Regions from separate parts of the Homo sapiens genome. Here all the other regions are linked to region 2. A link is a loop called in an ENCODE intact Hi-C map of the cell type or tissue named here. Cell type or tissue: adrenal gland. All regions are shown on one strand. Links, peaks and the distances in the headings refer to the core of each region. The heading gives the core; the rest is flanking DNA. Region 1 overlaps PRR5-ARHGAP8 (PRR5-ARHGAP8 readthrough). Region 2 has its middle 21 kb from the start of UPK3A. Region 3 overlaps PHF21B (PHD finger protein 21B).

Region 1 (8,486 bases), core at 1,834-6,833, 440 kb before region 2:
CACCAGACGGGTCAGGATAGCCAGGTGAGGTGGCTGCCTCTGTGAGAGGGCGGGAGGACTCCTGGAGGGCCTCCCTAGGATGAAGCCTCTGGGGACAGGGAGGCGCATCCCTGGAGGGGTCGTCATTCTTCCCCAGAGGTTTGCATCTCACAGGCCTTTGCCATCTCCCCCCTCGGCTCCTTCCACTTGTTGAAGCCCACTCGTGGCTCTGAGGCTGCTGCTGACACAGGTCTCTTCTCGTGCCCCACAGACACCGTGTGAGTGGGTGTGACGCTCCGTGTACAGGGAGCACTCAGACAGAGCTGGAATGCCAGCTGGGACCTCGGAATCCACACTGTCTCCTTCCCATTTCCCCATCCATCCCTGGGAAGCATCTCGGCCCCCCAGGAGCATGGACAGCTCAGGCTCTCAGGCACCTGCCTGTCTTCCCACCAGCCGTCTCCCGCCCCAAGGGCTACACTGCCCCGTCCCACCCTTGTCCCTGTGTCCCTTTGTCTCTTAATGTGACTGGTACTCAGAGGAATGTTGGCAAGCACTGGTCCTTGGGCACATCGAGAGCTACTCTGCAGCCAGACACAGTGGCTCATGCTACTAATCATAGCACTTTGGGAGGCCAAGGCAGGAGGATCACTTGAGCCCAGGAGTGTGACCTGGGCAAGAAAGTGAGCCCCACCTCTATAAAAAATATAAAAATTAGCCGGATGTGTAGCATGCGCCTGTGGTCCCAGCTACACGGGAGGCCAAAGCAGGAGGATTGCTTGAGTCCAGGACTTCAAGGCTGCAGTGGCTTGTGTTTGTGCCATTGCATTTCAGCCTGGGCAACAAGCAAGACCCTGTCTCAAAAAAAAAAAAAAAAAAAAAGAACTGCCCTGCCAGGCGGCTTGGAGCCTTTCTTTTCTTTCTTTTTTCTTTCTTTCTTTCTTTTTTTTTTTTTTTTTTGAGACGAAGTCTCGCTTTTGTCCCCCAGGCTGGAGTGCAATGGCGCCATCTCGGCTCACTGCTACCTCTGCCTCCTGGGTTCAAGCGATTCTCCTGCCTCAGCCTCCCAAGTAGCTGGGATTACAGGCACCTGCCACCACGCCTGGCTAATTTTTGTGTTTTTAGTAGAGACGGGGTTTCACCATGTTGGCCAGGCTGGTCTCAAGCTCCTGACCTCAGGTTGATCCACCCGCCTCGGCCTCCCAAAGTCCTGGGATTACAGGCGTGAGCCACCATGCCCGGCCTTCTTTTCTTATCAGCTCCCAAAGCTGTCATTCCAGGGACTGAATCGTGTGGTCCTGAGGCACACTGGGAGAATTCCCAGAGCAGCAGACTTGAGTCAGCTCCTGCTTAATAGAAGGAGAGATTTTTGGGGCCAAAGAGCTCCTTTCATGTCACTAGAATTTCCTGCCAGTTTTTCTCACCTACTGGCCTATGCCGCACACATTCCCCTATTGGAAGGTGAGGTTTTGTTTGTGTTTAACCAGGCCCAGCACCCTTGTGCCCTATGTGACATGTGACATATTTGACATAGCAAAAAAGCTAGTCCTGTCATTTACCTTAGAAAAGTCCTTAGAGGGGCTGGGCGCAATAGCTCACGTCTGTAATCTCAGCACTTTGGGAGGCTGAGGCTAGCGGATCACCTGAGGTAAGGAGTTCAAGACCAGCCTGCTCAACATGGCAAAACCCCGTCTCTACTAAAAACACAAAAAATTAGCGGGTGTGGTGGTGGGCGCGTATAATCCCAGCTACTCAGGAAGCTGAGGCAGGAGAATTGAGGCTTGAACCCACGAGGCAGAGGTTGCAGTGAGTCAAGATTGCACCATTGCACTCCAGTCTGGGTGACAAGAGCGAAACTCCATCTCAAAAAACAGAGAAAAGTCCTTAGAGGGCGAGGCATGGTGGCTCACACCTGTAATCCCAACACTTTGGGAGGCCAAGGCAGGTGGATCACTTGAGCCCAGGAGTTTAAGACCAGCCTGGGTAACATGGCGGAACCTCGCCTCTACAAAACAGATAAAAATCAGCCAGGCATGGTGGCGCGTACCTTAGTCCCAGCTATTCAGGAGGCTGAGGTGGGAGGATTGCTTGAGTTCGAGAGGCAGAGACTGAAGTGAGCTGAGATAGCACCACTGCACTCCAGCCTGGGCGACAGAGTCAGACTTTGTTGTACTTAAGAGTTCTAGAAACCTCTAAGGTTCTTGGAAAAAAAGTTCACCTGCTTGGCCAGGCACAGTGGCTCACGCCTGTAATCCCAGCACTTTGGGAGGCCGAGATGGGAGGATCACTTGAGGTCAGGAGTTCGTGACAAGCCTGACCAACATGGTGAAACCCCGTCTCTACTAAAAATACAAAAATCAGCTGGGCGTGGTGGCGCATGACTGTAATCTCAGCTACTTGGGAGGCTGACGCAGGAGAATCACTTGAATCCAGGAGGCAGAGGTTGCGGTGAGCCGAGATCACACCATTGCACTCCAGCCTGGGCAACAAGAGTGAGACTCCAGTCTCAAAAAAAAAAAAAATTCACCTGCTCCTCCTGTTTTCCACGTGGCAGCGTGATGGTGATGGCACCAGACTGCCTGGGCTCGACTGCTCTGCCCCTTGCCATCCATTACCCATTACCCTCAACAAAAGAGCCAACCCCTCTCTGCCTCAGTTTCCCCATGTGGCTGACAAGGCTATTTAAGTCATTCCATTGTCATAATAATTCACTGACTTAATACATATAGTGTTTATTTTATTTTTCTTCCTTCCTTCCTTTTCTCTTTTTTTTTCATAGGTTCTTGTTCCATCAGCCCGGCTGGAGTGCAGTGGTGCAATCATGGCTCACTGCATCCTTAACCTCCTGGGCTCAAGTGGTCCTCCCACCTCAGCCTCTCACATAGCCGGGATTACAGGTGCGCACCACTGTGCCCAGCTAGTTTAAAACAATTTTTTGTTGAGACAGGGTCTCGCTATGTTGCCCAGGCTGGACTGGAACTCCTGGCCTCAAGTGATCCTCCTTTCTCAGCCTCTCAAAGTGTTGGGATTATAGGAGCGCACCATGTTGACTGTTTAGAATAGGGCCTGCCAGGCAAATACTCAATGTTAGCTGCTAGTACTGTGTTTTTTGTTTGTTGTTGTTTTGTTTTGTTTCATTGCTTTGAGACAAGGTCTCAGTCTGTTGCCCAGGCTGGAGTGCAGTGGTGCCATCACGGCTCACTGTAGCCTCGAACTCCTGGACTCAGGTGATCCTCCCACCTCAGCCTTCCAAGTAGTTGGGACTACAGGCACGCCACCATGCCCAGCTAAATTTTGAACTTTTAGTAGAGACAGGGTTTTGCCATGTTACCCAGGCTCCTCTCCAATTCCTAACCTCAAGTAATCCTCCAGCCTCGGCCTCTCAAAGTGCTGGGATTATAGGCATGAGCCACTGCACCTGGCCCTGATTTAAAATGTTTTTAAGTTGGCTGGGCGTGGTGGCTCACCCCTGTAATCCCAGCACTTTGGGAGGCCAATGTGGGCAGATTACCTGAGGTCAGGAGTTCGAGACCAGCCTGGCCAATATGGCGAAACCCTATCTCTATTAAAAATACAAAAAATTAGCGGGGAGTGGTGGCAGGCGCCTGTAATCCCAGCTACTCAGGAGGGTGAGCTACGAGAATCGCTTGAACCCGGGAGACGGAGGTTGCAGTGAGCCAAGATCGCGCCATTGCACTCCAGCCTGGGCAATAAGAGCGAAACTCCACCTCAGAAAAAAGAAAAAAAAATCTTTTAAAACTACCCTTTTGTATTAATTTGATTCCAATATCTTACGCACCTTATGTGCCAGCACCGCAAAACAGTACTGTGAAGTCAGCCACATTTTCCCCATTCCAAAGAAGAGGAGGTTGGTGCTCAGAGAGGTTACGCCCAAGTCGCACCATGAGAGGGGGCGTGGGCTGGGATCCAACCTGAGCCTGTGTGGTTCTACCCCTCATTCTGCCTCATGCCTGGACATAAGCAGCTGCCAGGAGAGGACCATAGGAATTGGGCTGGGGCTCTGGAGCCCAGATTGGGCTCCGCAGCCCATTGCCTGTGAGATCTTGGGCAGCCACATAACCTCTCTGTTTCCCAAGTCCTCATTTGTAAATGAAGGAAGTAGAGGAACTCTGAGGCCCTGGGTCTCGCCAGACCTCCTGACTCAGATCCCCGCAGGTGGTGCCTGTGGCTGCAGGTCTAACAAAACCCCAGCAACTCTGCCGCACGCCGTGTTGGGAGCCCCTGGCTGAGCTGGCCTGTGGGCCCTTTCCCGAGAGGAGAGGCAAGTGGCAGGGCCCTGGCTGCACCTGTCCCAGAGTCCGTGTTTGGCAGAGCCTGGCCTGCAGGACAGGTCAGGGAGGTTGCAGAGAGGAAGGTGAGGGGCTGGGCATGGGAGGCCTCCCTGCAGCTCTGAAGCGGGCACCTCTGTCCCTGAGAATGGTTCCTGCAGAGGGGCAAGACTCCCTTTGCCCTTAGTGGGTTCCTCCCGCCCATCACACAGGACGTTGACAGTACTTCACAGCCCCGGGGACACCCTCCGGCATCCTTCCAGCAGAGACCAGACTGTCCCCGAGTCCTGTGGCGTCTAAATGGGCAGGCGGTGAGGACACTCCTGCAGGGGTCCCACCAGCCCCTTCCCTCCGGGGGCTGGGGTGCAGGCACTAAGGCAGGCCCCGCTTTCCTCCCTCCCCTTGTGCTTGGGGTGAGGGGCACACTGCACTTTGGTGGCTATTCTGCAGCCCCAGCCTTCAGCCCGGGTTCCCTGGCCTACCTGGCAGTGTCCTTGAATACAGAAACCTGGCAATCCCCGCCCTCCTCCCTCAGCCCCCGGGTCCGATTCTTTCTCGTCCACTAGGGGGAGCCAGTGCACACAGCTCGGCCTCCCTCGGGGCTCCTTTAGGAACCACCTGGCGCTGGTGCTGGCGCTGGACTGAGCTGTGGGCTGAGCTTTGGGCTGAGCACTGGGCGGCCGCTGTCCCTTTGGATTCTCCTACCTGTCATGATCTCCGTATTTTTTGTTTTTGCCACGGTAACTTGAATTATTTTGATTTCACAAAATAAACGACATTGAAAATACATGAATACTTATTTCAAGACTTTCAAATTGTCATAAAATAACATAAAATATCTTCGGTTTGGCTGAATACATAACTTTCCTTTTCCAGTAACAACATAATTCTTTACCCACATTAATAGTTGTATATCTTGGCCAGGCACGGTGGCTCATGCCTGTAATCCCAGCACTTTGGGAGGCCAAGGCGGGCGGATCACGAGGTCAGGAGATCGAGACCATCCTGGCTAACATGTTGAAACCCCGTCTCTACTAAAAATACAAAAATTAGCCAGGCGTGGTGGTGTGCACCTTAATCCCAGCTACTTGGGAGGCTGAGGCAGGAGAATCACTTGAACCCAGGAGGCGGAGCTTGCAGTGAGCCGAGATCACACCACTGCACTCCAGCCTGGGTGACAGAGCGAGACTCCATCTCGAAAAAAAAAAAGTTGTATATCTTAAACATATACAATAAAGAAATAATACTGTCCTCCAAAATAAAACTCAAATGATATATTTATGGCAAAAACCAAACCTAGACTATCATAAAGAAGGCGGGGATTACAGGCTTCTTATAAAGGCGTGCTCGCATCCATCTGTCAATGATCCCCACTTTGCAATTCATGCTGAGCCTTGTTACTAATAGCAGTCGTCACAGCGAGCATGTCCACCAGACGTCAGGCAGTGGACTAGACCTGCAAATAGCCTTGCATTGTCTTCCGCCCTCACTTAGGAGGGAGAACCCCCACTTTCAGACCCAGGCCCTGAGAGGGAGTGAATTGCCCTGGGGCACAAGAGGAGGGAGAAGACGGAGTTGCTGCACCTGGTCAGGGCATGTCTGGCCTTGTGGCTGCGCTGCTCCCTGGGGTCCGAGAGACTGTCCTGGAGACAAACCTGGAGAGCCTCATTGGTTCCTCTCCTTAGAAGAGGTGGCCAAATGTGAAGCCACCACTGACCCCAAAACCGCGAGCAACTGAGGCTGCCCTGGGGCAGGCTTCAACCTCAGAGCTGCTCTCTCTGTGCCAGTGGCTTAGTGCCCCCTGTCTAGCCTGCATCCCCCAAAAGCGCTTCTTGGCACTTCCGCGCTATCTCCTATATGCAAATTCAGGGCAGATGTAAATTGGAGGCAGATATTTATTTTTATGCAGATGAGCCACTCCAGCGTGTTTGGTGCATTGGAGATCTCGTGAAAGCAAAATATCTCCCGGCGTGCGCTGCTTGTGTTATGTTCGGGTTTTAAGTCGTGTCAGCGTTTACATTTTCTTAATATGAAAAATGCCTGCATTGTTCTGCCGCCAACTCCCCCTCCCTCCCTGCAACCCTCGGCCTCTCTGCTGGCGCCTAATCGTTCTTTATTCTCTTGCTTCTGCTTTCTTAGTCACAAGTTTGGGAAGAAAGTCATCTATTTCAACTACCTGAGTGAGCTCCACGAACACCTTAAATACGACCAGCTGGTCATCCCTCCCGAAGTTTTGCGGTAAGTGCCTGTTAGACCCCAGAAGCCGCATCAATACATCTTCGTGCTTCCAAAGGGCTTGGTTCAGTCCCATGAATGTTTAAGGCTTGATTTCCAAATGTGTGCTTGGCTAGATTTGGCTCAGAAATCTGCGGCATCGACAAAGATCCGCAGCAAAAGGTGCTAACTGCTGACTCAGAGAAATGAAATGGCAAAGGTTGTATACAGGACGGGATGTTTTCCTCGCCCACCATTGCAAAACTGATTTAAAAAATAAGCCCTAACATGGCAACGGCCGTTTGTTGCCTTGGTGTTTACCGTTTTTGCTTTTGAGCAGAAAATTAGGAGAATTTCCCAGGCGTGTGGATAACGCTGTGTACAGAATGAAGTGTTCTCAGGGACGTCACGGGTGCTCTAGAAAACGACCTGTCTCCTGGATGCTGAAAGCTTAATTGGTGTGTCTGCTACAAGGCTTAAATGTAGGCCCAGATGAATAGAGGCTGCCCAGAAAGGCGTATGCCACACAGCCAGTACAGGGCGCGGCCAGATCCAGCCTGGGTCTCTGGACCCCCAGCCTGGGTTCCCTCTGCCCCTGTGTCTCCCTCTCTGAGGCGCTCCTTTGAAGGAGCAGGCCCTTGCCAAAGTACGTGCAGGGAAGGCTGGTAGCCTTGCAGGGGTAATGGAGATAATAACTTCTCTCCGGACGCCAAGTCACATGGCAGGTGCTGGGATATAGAGGTGTTTAGGGAGTGTGGTCTCTGCCCTCATGACACTCTCAGACTAGTGAGGGCCACAAATCAGTGATGACAGGGGCCAGAGGAGGCACAGAACCCAGCTGGGGAGGGGACTGGTGTGTGGGGGTAATCCAGGAAGACTTCTAGGAGGAGGTAGCTCTTAAAGTGAGTTTCACAGGGACAGTTGGCTAGATGAAGAGGCCAGGGAAGCACATTTCCAGCAGAGGGAAGCCCTCCTGCAAACATATGGGTGAAATATTGGGAGATCTGGAGGCAGTGAGAAGTCCCATGTGATCAGGCAGAAGTTGGTGAACGTGAAGCTGGAGGTCACCTTGGGCCGGGAGTCCTTGGTGCCAAGCAGAGGAGAGTGAACTGGACCTGGAGGCCATGAGAGGATGATGGGAATCCCTGGTCGCCCGTGGGCCCTGGCAAGACCCCACTCCCAGACCTCACTAAAGTGATCCGGGGGAGTCCATGGAGACGGCTCAGAAGATGTATTTGTAGCAGCTCTGTGGTGGAAGTGATTTGGTCTGGTGACAAAGGGTAACTCACATCCTCCTGTGTGGGAGAGTGATTTGGGGATGAAATGGACGGCATCTGTGAAACACGCAGCTCCGGCTTCTCAGTGGGTACTGGGTGCAGTCTAGGGCCTCTGGAATGTGCAGGTGGCTGGCAACACTGAGGGTGCAGGGTCCTGTGAGTCAGAGGGGATGAGGTTTGGGAGAGGGGCTTGGGCTTGGGCATTGGGAGCTCCTGAACTTACTCAGTAGGCAGCCGGCACCCCTGTTCCATAGCCATGCAGCAGAACCCCAGAGGACACGTCCAATGCTGATGCTTTTAAATGAGCAGCTTCTAGACTGGGGGTGGGGCTGAGTCTGGATTTTCTCCACCCCCACATACTTCCTGGTGGGTGCTGCGAGCACCAGAGGCTGAGACCCACTGGCACAGCGGCAGGGCAGGGCCTTGGGGTGCTGAATCCTGGCTGTCATCCCAGCTTGTGACCTGGGGCATGTCACCAGACCTTGACAAGCCTCAGTTTCCCAATCTGTAAAGTAGACAAAATAACCCCTCTACAGTAGGCCCCTCATGAGGGACCGAGACATCTCTGGGGAGCCACTTGGGGCGCAGAGCGCTGTGATTAACTCACAAAAAACAACCGCACGTGGTAGCAGCTCACACGTGCTTGGCTGGCCAGGCTCAGTCCAGTGCACCACCTTCTCCGCAGACCTTTCCTGCATTGTCGGGTGCCTAACCCTGCACCATCTTG
Region 2 (7,675 bases), core at 1,688-6,687:
GGGCAACATGGAAAGACCCCCGTCTCCACAAAAAAAATACAAAAATTAGCCAGGCATGGTGGCACGTGCCTGTGGTTCCAGCTACTCGGGAAGCTGAGCTGGGAGGATTGCTCAAGCCTGGGAGGTTGAGGCTGCAGTGAGCCGTGATCACGCCATTGCACTCCAGCCTGGGCAACAGAGTGAGACCCTGTCTCAAAAAACAAAACAAAACAAAAAGAAGCAGCAAGAATGTGCTCGTTCTCCCTTATAGGTGCTGACTGAAGCTGCACGGGAACCACCAGGTCTAGGATAGAGGCAGGAAGGGCAAAGGTGGGGGGAACACCAGGGGAAGTGAGGGCTACAGGAAGAGGGGCCTTGGGGCTGGGTGCGGTGGCTCACGCCTGTAATTCCAGCACTTTGGGAGGCCGAAGTGGGCGGATCACCTGAGGTCAGGAGTTCAAGACCAGCCTGGCCAACATAGTGAAACCCTGTCTCTCCTAAAAATACAAAAGTTAGCCGGGTGTGGTGGCAGGCACCTGTAATCCCAGCACTTGGGAGGCTGAGGCAGGAGAATCGCTTGAACCCAGGAGGCAGAGGTTGCAGTGAGCCAAGATCGCGCCACGGCACTCCAGCCTGGGTGACAGAGTGAGACTTTGTCTCAAAAAAAAAAAAAAAAAAGAAAGGGGTTGGGGGAGGCTTCAGAACAAGGATGTGGGCTGCAGGCCCGACTTGTCTCCTGGCATGCTCAGCGATAGGCAGGTCCCCACATACCCTGGGCCTCAGTTTCCTCATCAGTAGGAGAAGGGGGCCCCTCATTCCTCCTGGATACTGAGAGCCACGAGGAAGTGGGGAGAGCCACACTCGGGGCTAGAATCCCAGCTCCACCAGCCCCTCGCTGGGTGAAGCGGCTCAGCCTCTGTGAGTCTCAGGTCCCTTCTCAGCAAAGTGGGGGTCATGGGGGCCGTGCTTCCCCATGGGGCTGTGCACACATTCCTTGCGGTCCTGCCTGGAAGCCTCTAGCACTTTCAATACAGGAATGGTTTTCATGGTCCGTTTTCCTTAAGACTCAGCACACAGAGACATCATTCATTCATTCTCCCCTCTTTCATCGTTGCCTGCCTCCTCAGGGTAGGCCCTTGATGGCTGGGTTCTGGGGACACCAAGTGCTCCCCACAGCCTGAGATATCAGTGGTTCATGGCTTGGCAGGCTGCCCTATGATTGAAGAAACAAGGAAGGGACAGGTGTGTGTACAGACGTCAGAGCAGCCAGGTGCAGAGGCAGGTGCGTGTACAGATGTAAGCGGGGTCAGGTGCCGATGTTATGGAATCTTTGGGGTGTCGCTTTTCTGGGCAGAAACCTCTGTGGCCAGTGGCATCTTTGTCTGAGTTTTGCTTGGGCCCACTGGGCTCATTCCGCCCACTTGTCCTGGCAGACTGCACTCGGCTCACACTATCGGCCTGGATCCCACGTCTACCAAGGGAGACTGCGTGGGGTGGTGACGGGTGTGTAAGCACGCGTGAGGTCCGGCCACTGCACAGTCAGACACGCCGGCTGCTGCAGTGGGGCAGGCAGCTCCGGGTGCCAGCATGGGCCCCAGCTCTCTGCGAGGCTACAGCTGGACCAGGCGCACTGCAAGCAGCTTCCACAGCTGGCACTGGGGAACACAGTGGCTCTCAGAAGCTTGGAGATGCCAGAAACCACAGGGACCCAAAGAGGGCATCACAGCCCTGGCTTGGGAGACTCCCCGGTCTGGGCTCCCCAAAGGGCTGCAGCTCTTCCTTCCTTCTCTTCCCCTGCAACGTGGCCAGCAAGGGGCATGTCTCAGCACTGTTTGTGTTATAGCTCTTTTAGCCTTATTCAGTGGGTCCCAAGTTCTTGTCCTCCACTCAGGAAGAATGAGGTACGGAAACAAGAGGGTGAGCAAGACGAAGAGGAGCTTTATTGAGTGACAATAGCTCAGAGGAGGCCCTGGAGAGGGCAGTTCCTCACTACAGCTGGTCATCCGACGTCTGCTCAGCTCTGGCTGAGCCTGGGGCTTCTGTCAGCCTCAGAGAGGGGGAAGTTCATGCTGACTGGTCCATGGGCGGCCATGGGCAGGCCCAGAAAAGGCAACACAAGTTCGCACTCCAGTCCACGGCACTGACAGCCTGGCCCCCAGCCTTCAGGGCCTCCCTGGCCTGAAGGTGGGCCTCACCAGGGACTCACCCCCTTCTGCCCAGAAACCTGTCTGCCTCCTGCTGCCATTCATGGCGCCCAGGCTATAGGTACCAAGGGGCGTCTGCAGGCCACTGCCAAGCTGCCCTCAGTTCCTCCTCAGCTTCATTCCTATGCTCATCAGTGCCCAAAATCTGGAGAGGGCTGAGACGGCAGGGGGCTGGCATGTCAGCACTGCCCTGAGTGTGTGCACACCTGGCTGGGCTGTGACAAAACCCAGGCTCGGCCCCAATTTTGCCCCAAGATCAGAGCAGGTGCCGACAGCAAGGAGAAGCCAGGCAGTGGGAGCAGGCATTTCCAAGCCTGTGAGGGCAGGGGGGCCTTCCAGGGCCCCCAAGAGTGCAGAGATGCCTGGGTCCGCAGTGGCAGTTAGGGCCGGTGCAGCTATGTGGGATGTGGGGCAGGACTCCAGCCTGCTCCGTGGAGCGGGAGGCCCCGGTCTGCAGCTGTGGTTTGGGCGGCTGCAGCTGCACCTGGGAGGGTGGGGTTCCCACCTGCTCCCAGGCTCCGAGAGCACAGGGATGCCTGGGTCCACAGCCGTGGCTTGGGCAGCTGCAGCGGCATGCAGGGAGCTGCCACCCCGACTCAGAATGGGAGAGGCTCCTGCCTGTCCCCAGCTCCTGCCAGTTCCATGGAACATGCAGCCCCAGCCGTGCCTCCCTGCTGCAGCTGGTGTGACAGCAGCAGCCGCTCCAGATGGCCTGCCACTGCCACCACTGAGACAGGTGTGTGTATAGAGGTCCATTTTATTCAGGCTGGCGAAGGAAGGCTTCTCAGGGGAGGTGGCCCTTGGGCTTCCTCCAGATGCTCTGGAGTCCTCAGTGTCTGACTCCGGCAAGTCTTTCTGAAGAACAAGCAAAGCTCTTTCTCTTGCCACCGCCAAAACATTTCCAAGGGACTCTTCAGAAGAGAGTCAGTCTGCACAGCTCCCCTGGGGCCTGGGCGGTGGGGGCAGAGATCTTATCCAACTTCTCAAATGAGATTCTGCAGGCTCCAGTGACTCGCTGGAGGTCACCCAGCTGGTAAGAAGAGGAACTGGAACTTAACCTCAGGGCTTCCACCCCGGCTCCTTCTTCTGCTCCACAAATGCAGCCCAAGCCTTGAGGGCAGTGAATAGGTCAAGGGCCAGGACAGTAGCCTGGAGCCACCCCACGAGGGTGTGGGAACCGAGGGCGGGGTGGCATGGTGAACATGGAGGAGGGAAGCCCCTATTTTTCCTGAATCCCATGCCCTGGGATCCCAGAGCAAGGCTGGCCAGGGCTGACCTTCCTTCTCATTGCAGCATCTGCTCTCAGGGCCAAGGATTGCTCTGATGACAGACTACAGGCAGAGCGAGTGGCCGGCAGGAGCCACGTGCTTCCGGAGCCTCCTGCGGCCACCCCTGCCTCCGCACTCCCCCTACAGTCCACCTCGACACAGCAGCCCAGGCCACGTTTCCAAAGCCAAAGTCAGATCATGCCATTCCTGTTCTCATCTCACACAGAATAAAACCTCAATTCTTGTCTCCGCCTGCAAGTCCCTGTACAATCCGGCGCCTGCTGATCTCATCAAGCTCTCCTGGAACCAAATCACCAGAGCAACACCATGGCAGGGGCCTCCCTCTCAGAGGAGGAGGCATTGACAGGAGATGATCTCAGGGCAGACAGTTCTAGACCAGGACAGAGCTGGAGCTGAGGCCTGAGGCAGCAGGTGCCTAGCCAGGGGCCAGCAAGGAGGTCTGAGTGCTGGAGGTCAATGTTAGAAAATAGTCGGGGCCCAGACCAGGCAGCCCATGAATGGGTTTTTCTTTGGTTCACACAGTATATTACAAAACGGACCCACACATATGTAGTTAACTGAATTTGTTTGTTTGTTTGTTTTTGAGAGAGTCTCTTGCTCTCTTGCCGAGGCTGGAGTCCAATGGTGCAATCTCGGCTCACTGCAACCTCTTGGGTTCAAGTGATTCCCCTGCCTCAGCCTCCCGAGTAGCTGGGACTACAGGCACACACCATACCTGGCTCATTTTTGTAATTTTAGTAGAGACAGGGTTTCACCATGTTGGCCAAGCTGGTCTTGAACTCCTGACCTCAAGTGATCCACCTGCCTTGGCCTCCCAAAGTGCTGGGATTACAGGCGTGAGCCACAGTGCCTGACCAAATTAACTGATTTTTGACCAAAGTGATGAAGCAACTCGGTGGGGAAAGGAAAGTGTTTCCACAAAAAGTGTTGGATCAACTGGACGTCCATATATATATAAAAAAATGAACTTCCACACTTACTTCATACTACATACTAAAATTAATTTGGGGCTGGGTGCAGTGGCTCACACCTGTAATCCCAACACTTTGGGAGGCTGAGGTGGGTGGATCACAAGGTCAGGAGTTTGAGACTAGCCTAACCAACATGGTGAAACCCCATCTCTACTAAACATACAAAAATTAGCCGGGTGTGGTGGCACTCACCTGTAATCCCAGCTACTCAGGAGGCTGAGGCAGGAGAATGGCTTGAACCCAGGAGGTAGAGCTTGCAGTGAGCCAAGATCACACCACTACACTCCAGACTGGGTGACAGAGCGAGACTCCATCTCAAAATAAATAAATAAATAAATAAATTTGGGGGAGTCTATAAAATGGACCACAGACCTAAATGGAAGAGTTAAAACTGTGAAACTTTTACAGGAAAACAGCAGAAAATCTTAGTAACCTTGAGTTAGACAGAGGCTTCTGAAATAGCACACAAAAAGCACAAATTATAAAAGGGATAATTGATAAATTGGACTTTATCCAAATTAAAATTTTTTGGTTTTTGCAAAGCATACATCCAACAAAGGACTTGTATCTCGAACACTTTCTCAGCTTTTTTCCATTCCCTTCCTCATCCAAGGAATATTTTTAGACAATCCTTCCTAATCACCCCCATGGAAATTTAATACACAGGTACCCGTTTATGTATTGTGCGTTTATTGTGCTTTGTACATAAAGAGCACAATTTTTTCATTTCACGAGAACCAATTTTTTCCCATTGGGGGCAATTTTGCCTTCATTGAAAATGCATGATCAGGCCAGACACAGTGGTACACGCCTGTTGTAATCCCAGCGCTTTCAGAGGCAGAGGCAGGCAAATCACTTGAGCTCAGGAGTTTGAGACCAATCTGGACAATATGGTGAAACTCTGTTATCTACAAAAAAGTAAAAAAACTAGCCGGGTGTGGTGGTGCATGCCTGTGGTCCCAGCTACCCAGAAGGCTGTGGTGGGAAGTTCACCCGAGCCCTGGAGGTCGAGGCTGCAATGAGCCACTGCACTCCAGCCCGGGCAACAGAATGAGACCTTGTCAAAAAAAAAAAGAAGAAGAAGAAGAAAATACATGATCTAGAATATTAAAAAAACTCTTATAGTAAACAATAACAACCCATTCTTTTTTTATTTTTAATGGGCAAAAAATTTGAATAAACTTTTCACCAAATAAGATATACAGATGACGAAAATGAAAAGAAGTTCAAAACCATGAGTTCTGGGCGGGCACAGTGGCTCACACCTGTAAGCCCAGCACTTTGGGAGGCCGATGCGGGAGGATCACAAGGTCAGGAGTTTGAGACCAGCCCATCCAACATGGTGAAACCCTGTCTCTACTAAAAATACAAAAATTGGCTGGGCGAAGTGGTTCACGCCTGTAATCCCAGAACTTTGGAAGGCCGAGGCAGGTGGATCACGAGGTCAGGAGTTCGAGACCAGCCTGGCCAAGATGGTGAAACCCTGTCTCTACTAAAAATACAAAAATTAGCTGTGCGCAGTGGCAGGTGCCTGTAATCCCAGCTACTTGGGAGGCTGAGGCAGGAGAATCACTTGAACTCATAAGGCAGAGGTTGCAGTGAGCTGAGATCACGCCACTGCGCTCTAACCTGGGTAACAGAGTGAGACTCCATCTCAAAATAATAATAATAATAATACAGAAATTAGCCTGGTGTAATGCTGCATGCCTATAATCCCAGCTACTCGGGAGGCTGAGGCAGGAGAATCACTTGAACCTAGGAGGCGGAGGTTGCAATGAGCCAAGATTGCGCCATTGCACTCCAGCCAGGGCAACAAGAACAAAACTCTGTCTCAAAAAAAAAAAAAAAAAAAAAAAAAAGATTCCCTAGGGAATGAGATGTTACAGTGAGACACCACTATACATATACCAGAATGGCCAAAATGAAGAAGACTGAACACACTAAGTGTTGGTGAGGATGTGGAGGAACTGGAATTCTCACGCACTGCTGGTGGGAATGTAAATGGATATCCACTGAAAGACAATTTGACAGTTTCTTAAAAAGTTGAACACATGCCTGCCACATGGCCCAGCCATTGTACTCTTAGGTATTTATCCAACTGAAATGAGAGCACATGTCCACATGGAGACTTGAACAGGAAGGTTCATAGCAGCTTTAGAGCTAAAATTTTAAAAGCGCCCATTAACAGGTGAACGGATCAGCTAACTGCATATCCAGTTGCATATCCTACAATTGGATACTACTCGGCAATAAAAAGGAATGAACTATTAATGGCATCTAAGAAAATGGATGAACCCCAAAATAGTTATGCTGAGTGAAAGAAGCCAGACCAAAAAAGAACACATGTTATGATTCCACTTACATGAAATTCTGAAAATCTCAGTCTCATCTATAGTGACAGAAGCAGACCAGTGGTTGCTTGGGGGTGGGATGGGGGTGGGGTGGAGGAGAGGGGAGGGGGGATGAAGAGGGAATGGATTACAAAGGGACAAGGACATACTTTTTCTTTTTCTTTTCTTTTCTTTTTTTTTTTTTTTGAGACGGAGTCTCACTCTGTCACACAGGCTGGAGTGCAGTGGTGCGATCTCGGCTCACTGCAACCTCTGCGTCCGGCGTTCAAGCGATTTTCCTGCCTCAGTCTCCGAAGTAGCTGGGATTACAGGCACCTGCCACCACACCAGCTAATTTTTGTATTTTTAGTAGAGACGGGTTTTCGCCATGTTTGGTCAGGCCGGTTTCAAACTCCTGACCTCAGGTGATCCATCTGCCTCAGCCTCCCAAAGTGCTGGGATTACAGGCGTGAGCCACCGGGCCCCGCCAGGGGCACACTTTTGGGAGTGACGGAAATGGTCATTATCTTACTGTGGTGATGGAGTCACAGAATATACATCTATATTCAAAACTCATCAAATTGTATACTTCAAATATGTGTGATTTATTTTATTTTATTATTTTATTTTGAGACAGGGTCTTGCTTTGCCACCCAGGCTGGAGTTCAGGGGCACTATCATAGCTCACTGTAGCCTTGAACTCCTGGGCTCAAGCAATCTTCCTGCCTCAGCCTCCCGAGTAGCTGGGATTACAGGCACGCGCCACCACACCCAGCTAATCTTTTATTTTTGTGGAGATGAGGTCTCACTATGTTGCCCAGGCTGGTCTTGAACTCCTGGGCTCAAATGATCCTCCCGCCCATGTCCACGCATGGTCCTTCCCTCTGCCGCACACAGAGGAA
Region 3 (5,000 bases), core at 1-5,000, 290 kb before region 2:
GATGACCCTCAGCTTTGTTGTCAGAATTAAGTGCAAACACTATGACTGACTCCCCACCCCCAGTCATCACAGCCCGGTGGAGTCTGTGTGTCTGTGTTTAATACAGAAGTCCCCGAGGGGCTGCATTCCCTTCAGGTCCTCAGGCCCCAGTCAGAGAAAACGGGGTCTGCTGGTCTCCACCCTGTCCCCTCCCTGTCCCTGGACCCTGGGTCCGCCAAAGAAGCAAAGAGAAGATTCAAGTGCACTCAACCTATGCACATCAACTTCCAGATTGGCAGATGTCAGCTCCCACCCCTGAAACCAGAAAAAAGTTAAGCAAACTGAAAATCAGTGACTTTTCTTAGAATCCTCAGAAAATTGAGGTTACAGGACAAACAGCCAACCCTAAAACTAAAGAGACAGGCGGAGACAGAGAACCACAGCTCACAGTGAGGACAGGCTGCTGGAGCCAGGAACTGGGAGGAACAAAAAGGCAACTTCAGCGAACTGCTCAAGCTGAGTGGGGGCTACCTCAAGACTTAAAACCTAGGGGCTCAGCGTGGGGTGGGGGGCACACTTTTATAAGGCTTACCTTCAGAAACCCCACCAGGGTCTCCAAGTGAATACTGGAGAAAAATCCCACTGTGCTTGACTGGGGTGAGGGGAAAAGGAACCATTCTGAAACACAACTAACATATACAGAGTACCCACTGTATTCCCAGCTTTCTCAAGACAGTGTAAGGGTGGGGTCGCCATGGGAGAGGAAAGTGTGGCTCTTGTCCCCAGAAGCTATGCAACTAGCTGAACAAGACCTAGCCCAGCACTGGGAAGTCAGGGAAGACTTCTTGGAGGAGGTGGTGCCAAGTCAATTCTTAACAAATTAGCAGGAATAAGCCAGAAGAGGAGGCAGGTAAGGACAATGTAGGCAGAATTAGCAGAAACAACACTAGGGGCGTAGTTTTTGGACACCAGTGAGACACCCTGGCCAGGCTGACACTCCTCCTTGCTCAGAAGTACTAAAAGCTTTGGGCTGAGGCCACAGCAGACAGGCGTGACTATCAGTTCCATTCTCTGCCTGGAGTGTTTGTGTGTGATGCTGTAAACGTGCATATGCGGCCAGGTGCGGTGGCTCACGTCTGTAATCCCAACACTTTGGGAGGCCGAGGCAGGTGGATCACTTGAGGGCCAGGAGTTCGAGACCAGCCTGACCAACATGGCGAAACCCTGTCTCTACTAAAATATAAAAATCAGCTGGGCATGGTGGCGGATGCCTGTAGTCCCAGCTACTCGGGAGGCTGAGGCAGGAGGGTCACTTGAGGCCAGGAGGTTGAGACTGCAGTGAGCCATGATCGCACCACTGCACTCCAGCCTGGGCGACAGAGACCCTGTCTTAAAAAAAAAAAAAAAAATGCATATGCTTAAGGACACAGAGGTCTGCACAAACACACCCTGACATGACACATGCTTACATTTTCACCCAAACAGCCGACATACCCACATGTGTTGGTACCACCCTGCACAAAGTCCTACATCCGTGCAGCTTACATTGAGTTTTAACACTAGGCAAATCCACTGTGACCACAGCGGGTCACTTCCGGGCCCTCGTCACCACCTGACCTGCTCATAGATGCAGCCTGGTGCTATACAGTGTGTGTCCAATCAGACCAGAAATTGGAGGAGAAAGAGAGCTCTTCAAACAGCAGGTATCCCGCCTCCCATGCTGGGTTTACAGTTCAAATCAGAGCGCTGAGCGTGAATATGATTTAGATCTAATAAGACCAGGGTGGTATATGGAGATATAGATGCCAACCAATTTGTTTCAATGAATAGCGTAATATTCTCTGTTATTGAAAATTCTGATCATATTAATACCACTCAGTACCCAATCATTGAACAAGCAGATCAAAATGAAATGTGAATTAACACATGGGTGTTGTGATGAGAAACAAACATCCTACAATTCAAAGCTGAAAGAATCCTCAGACATCCTCCTGTCGGTCTCTGTCTCTCCTCCAGCATGGAGCCACAGCCTGTCCTGGACGCTGACCCCACCTTCTCCTCTCTCTCCACCTGCTCCCCAATCTGCACCCTTGGCTGAGGGAAGAGAGCAGAGAATCTTCCTGAAGCCCCCATCACCATCCTCCTCTCACCCCTTCTCCATCAAACCCACCTTTTCTCCAGGGAAGCAGAATCAAGGGTCCAAGCTCCTGGCTGAGACACTTCAGCTCCCTCAGCCAGCCCCACGCCTGGGATGAGCCCAAGGAGTGACCAGCACCTGCCTGGCCTTGGACTCCCCCTCTGGCCACCGTGACACTGTTCCTTCCGGAGCAGGAAGCGCCTTTGGGTGGGTGTCTCACAGAGCCATAAGAGGCCCCTGTCCCTCCCCTCCCTCCAGCCAGCCTAGAAAGTGTATGGAGAGCAGGCGTCCCTCTAGGCCTGGTGACATCGGTACTGCACATGGAGTCCCCTCATGAGTCGCAAGCAGGTCTCATCACTGGGCGCCCTCCTGCCCTGACAGCAGAGAGGGTTTTCTAAGCATTTACAGAACACCGAGCTATGCTGCGCACTGTGGCATGAGCTTCTTCCAGCTCATCTCAGCCTACGAGGAAGGCAGGAGGGAACCCAGGCTCCTGCCACCTTCCTCCCCAAAGCTGCGGCCAAATCAGCGAGGGAAGCCCACGGCCACGCCCAGTAAAGAGGCTGCCCTGAGTGCTGTCCGTGGTGCTGAACCAGCAGGGCTCTTGGGGCCAGCGGGTCCTCCCACCCAGGGCTCCACTTCCAACTCGCCCAGGAGAGGGCGCTGGTCAGTTTTGCTTCATTTCCAGAATTTACCTTGGTTAAAAAGAAAACCTATTTTAAAAATTTTGGGTTGGGCACAGTGGCTCACGCCTGTAATTCCCAGCATTTTGGGAGGCCAAGGCAGACGGATTGCTTGAGTTCAAGAGTTCGAGACCAGCCTGGGCAACATGGCGAAACCTCATCTCTACAAAAAAATTCAAAAAATTTGGCCTGGCATGGTGGTGCACACCTGTAGTCCCAGCTACTCAGGAGGCTGAGGTGGGAGGATCACCCGAGCCCAGGAGGCTGAGGCTGCAGTGGGTCATGATTGCGCCACTGCACTCTAGCCTGGGCGACAGAGCAAGACCCTGTCTCAAGAAAACATTTTGTTTTTAATTGACACATAACTACATATTCATGGGGTACAGTAGGATATTTTGATGCATGTACATATTGTGTAATCATCAAATCAAGGTATTTAGCATATCCATCGCCTCATACATTTATTATTTCTTTGTGGTGAGAACACTCAAAATCCTCTCTTCACACTGTCTTAAGATACATAATACCATATTGTTAGCACAACAGTCACCCTGCTGTGCAATGGAACACCAGAACTATTCCTCCCACCTAACTGTAACTTTGTACCCATTGACCAATCTTTCCCTATCCAAACTTTTAAAATGTGGACTTCATGCCATTTTAGAAGGAAAAAAGCAAAATTACAATTCACATTTCACAATTTACACAGTTGGTTTCATGCACTTTTGACTGTTCCGTCTTGTTTCTGCAAGTTATACAAGTTGCAGCCTCTGGGGAGCTGGAAGTGTCCTGTCCCTGGAGGTCCTTGTATGTCCAAGGACAGCCCAGACCCATCTGCCTGTACTAAAGCACAGAATTTCACATTTGAGGCAGGAAGCCCCACACCTACAGGCCCATTTAAAAACATACAGATGTTTTATTAAGTACTGAAGAGAGATTAAAGGTTCTAAAACGTGTAACATTTGAAGAATAATACCAGAAGCATCCATGTACATAGCACTCGGGTTAAGAAAGTGGCCAGGGCCGGGCGGGGGCTCACAATGCAGTCCCAGCACTTTAGGAGGCCCAGGTGTGAGGACCGCTTGAGCCCAGCAGTTCAAGACCAGCCTGGGCAACATGGCAAAACCCTGTGTCTACAAAAGATGCAAAAAAGGTGGCACACTCCTGTAGTCCCTGCTATTAATACTAGGGAGGCTGACCTGGGCCCGAGAGGGTGAGGCTGCAGTGAGCTGTGATCATGTCACTGCACTCCAGCCTGGATGACAGAATGACACCCTGTCTCAAAAAGAAAAGAAAGAAAAAAACGAAGAAAGGAAAAAATAAAATAAATATTCACTTTGAAATCCTCCACTCGCTACAGGTAACTACTACTATTTTGTATTTTTCATTCCCAGACTTTTTTTTTAATAGTTTACCACATATGTATATCAAAAAGTGTATCAGGCCAGGCACGGTGGTGGCTCACACCTGTAATCCCAGCACTTTGGGAGGCCGAGGTGGGCAGATCACCAGAGGTCAGGAGTTTGAGACCAGCCTGGCCAACATGGTGAAACCCCATCTTTACTAAAAATACAAAAATTAGCCAGGTGTGGTTGTGTGCGCCTGTAAGCCCAGCTACTTGGGAGGCTGAGGCAGGAGAATCACTTGAACCTGAGAGGCGGAGGTTGCAGTGAGATGCGATCATACCTCTACACTCCAACCTGGGTGACAGAGCGAGACTGTGTCTCAAAAAAAAAAAAAAGGATATCGCTTGTTTTTTGGGATGGGATCTTGCTCTGTCACCCAGGCTGGAGTGCAGTGGCATAATCATGGCTCACTGCAGCCTCAACCTCCTGGGCTCAGGCGATCTTCTCACCTCAGCCTCTAGAGTAGCTGGGGCTACAGGTGCATGCCACCACACCCAGCTCATTTTTCATTTTTTTTTTTTTTTGTAGAGATGGAGTTTTACCATGTTGCCCAGGCTGATCTCGAACTCCTGGCCTCAAGTAATCCTCCCACCATGGCCTCCCAAAGTGTGTGATTACAGGTGTGAGCCACTGCACCTGGCCTGCATGTTTTGAACTTTAATTAAATGAAATCATATGAAGTTTTCTTCTGCAACTTTTTGAAGAAAACTTCAACTCCAAGCTCCCAAGAGTCAAGGTTGTTGCACGTGGCCTCACTCATTCCTTTTCCTTGCTGTAGACACAGTGCATACATGT

Evidence for each region. Peaks named below come from ENCODE experiments on the same cell type or tissue, not always from the same donor. Only the 100,000 strongest peaks of a DNase experiment are listed, where the experiment ranks them.
Region 1: a loop joins it to region 2, with 4 times the contacts of the local background. A loop is called at or near these places in 6 of 110 quality-filtered maps.
Region 3: a loop joins it to region 2, with 2.4 times the contacts of the local background. A loop is called at or near these places in 9 of 110 quality-filtered maps.

The regions. Positions count from the first base shown.
Region 1 is chr22:44,815,964-44,824,449 of GRCh38, forward strand. PRR5-ARHGAP8 (PRR5-ARHGAP8 readthrough) reads left to right here. Exons shown (of 15, transcript NM_181334.6): 9 at 6,408-6,506. It overlaps ARHGAP8 (Rho GTPase activating protein 8), which reads left to right. Exons shown (of 12, transcript NM_181335.3): 6 at 6,408-6,506. Among named protein-coding and RNA genes, the nearest start is that of ARHGAP8, 68 kb to the left of the region's middle. RefSeq lists an enhancer at 1-456 and a silencer at 4,812-4,911. In adrenal gland, for the core only: CTCF peaks have their summits at 4,810 (motif pointing right) and 5,009; DNase peaks (open chromatin) are centred at 4,196 and 4,828.
Region 2 is chr22:45,260,375-45,268,049 of GRCh38, forward strand. No RefSeq gene overlaps it. Among named protein-coding and RNA genes, the nearest start is that of UPK3A, 21 kb to the right of the region's middle. RefSeq lists enhancers at 2,976-3,025, 3,036-3,871, 3,296-3,485. In adrenal gland, for the core only: a CTCF peak has its summit at 3,597; DNase peaks (open chromatin) are centred at 2,274, 2,437 and 3,427; H3K27ac peaks cover 1,469 bases.
Region 3 is chr22:44,973,039-44,978,038 of GRCh38, forward strand. All of the region lies in intron 2 of PHF21B (PHD finger protein 21B), which reads right to left. Among named protein-coding and RNA genes, the nearest start is that of PHF21B, 34 kb to the right of the region's middle. RefSeq lists silencers at 2,591-2,885, 2,615-2,784. In adrenal gland, for the core only: CTCF peaks have their summits at 2,775 (motif pointing right) and 2,976; DNase peaks (open chromatin) are centred at 2,524 and 2,712.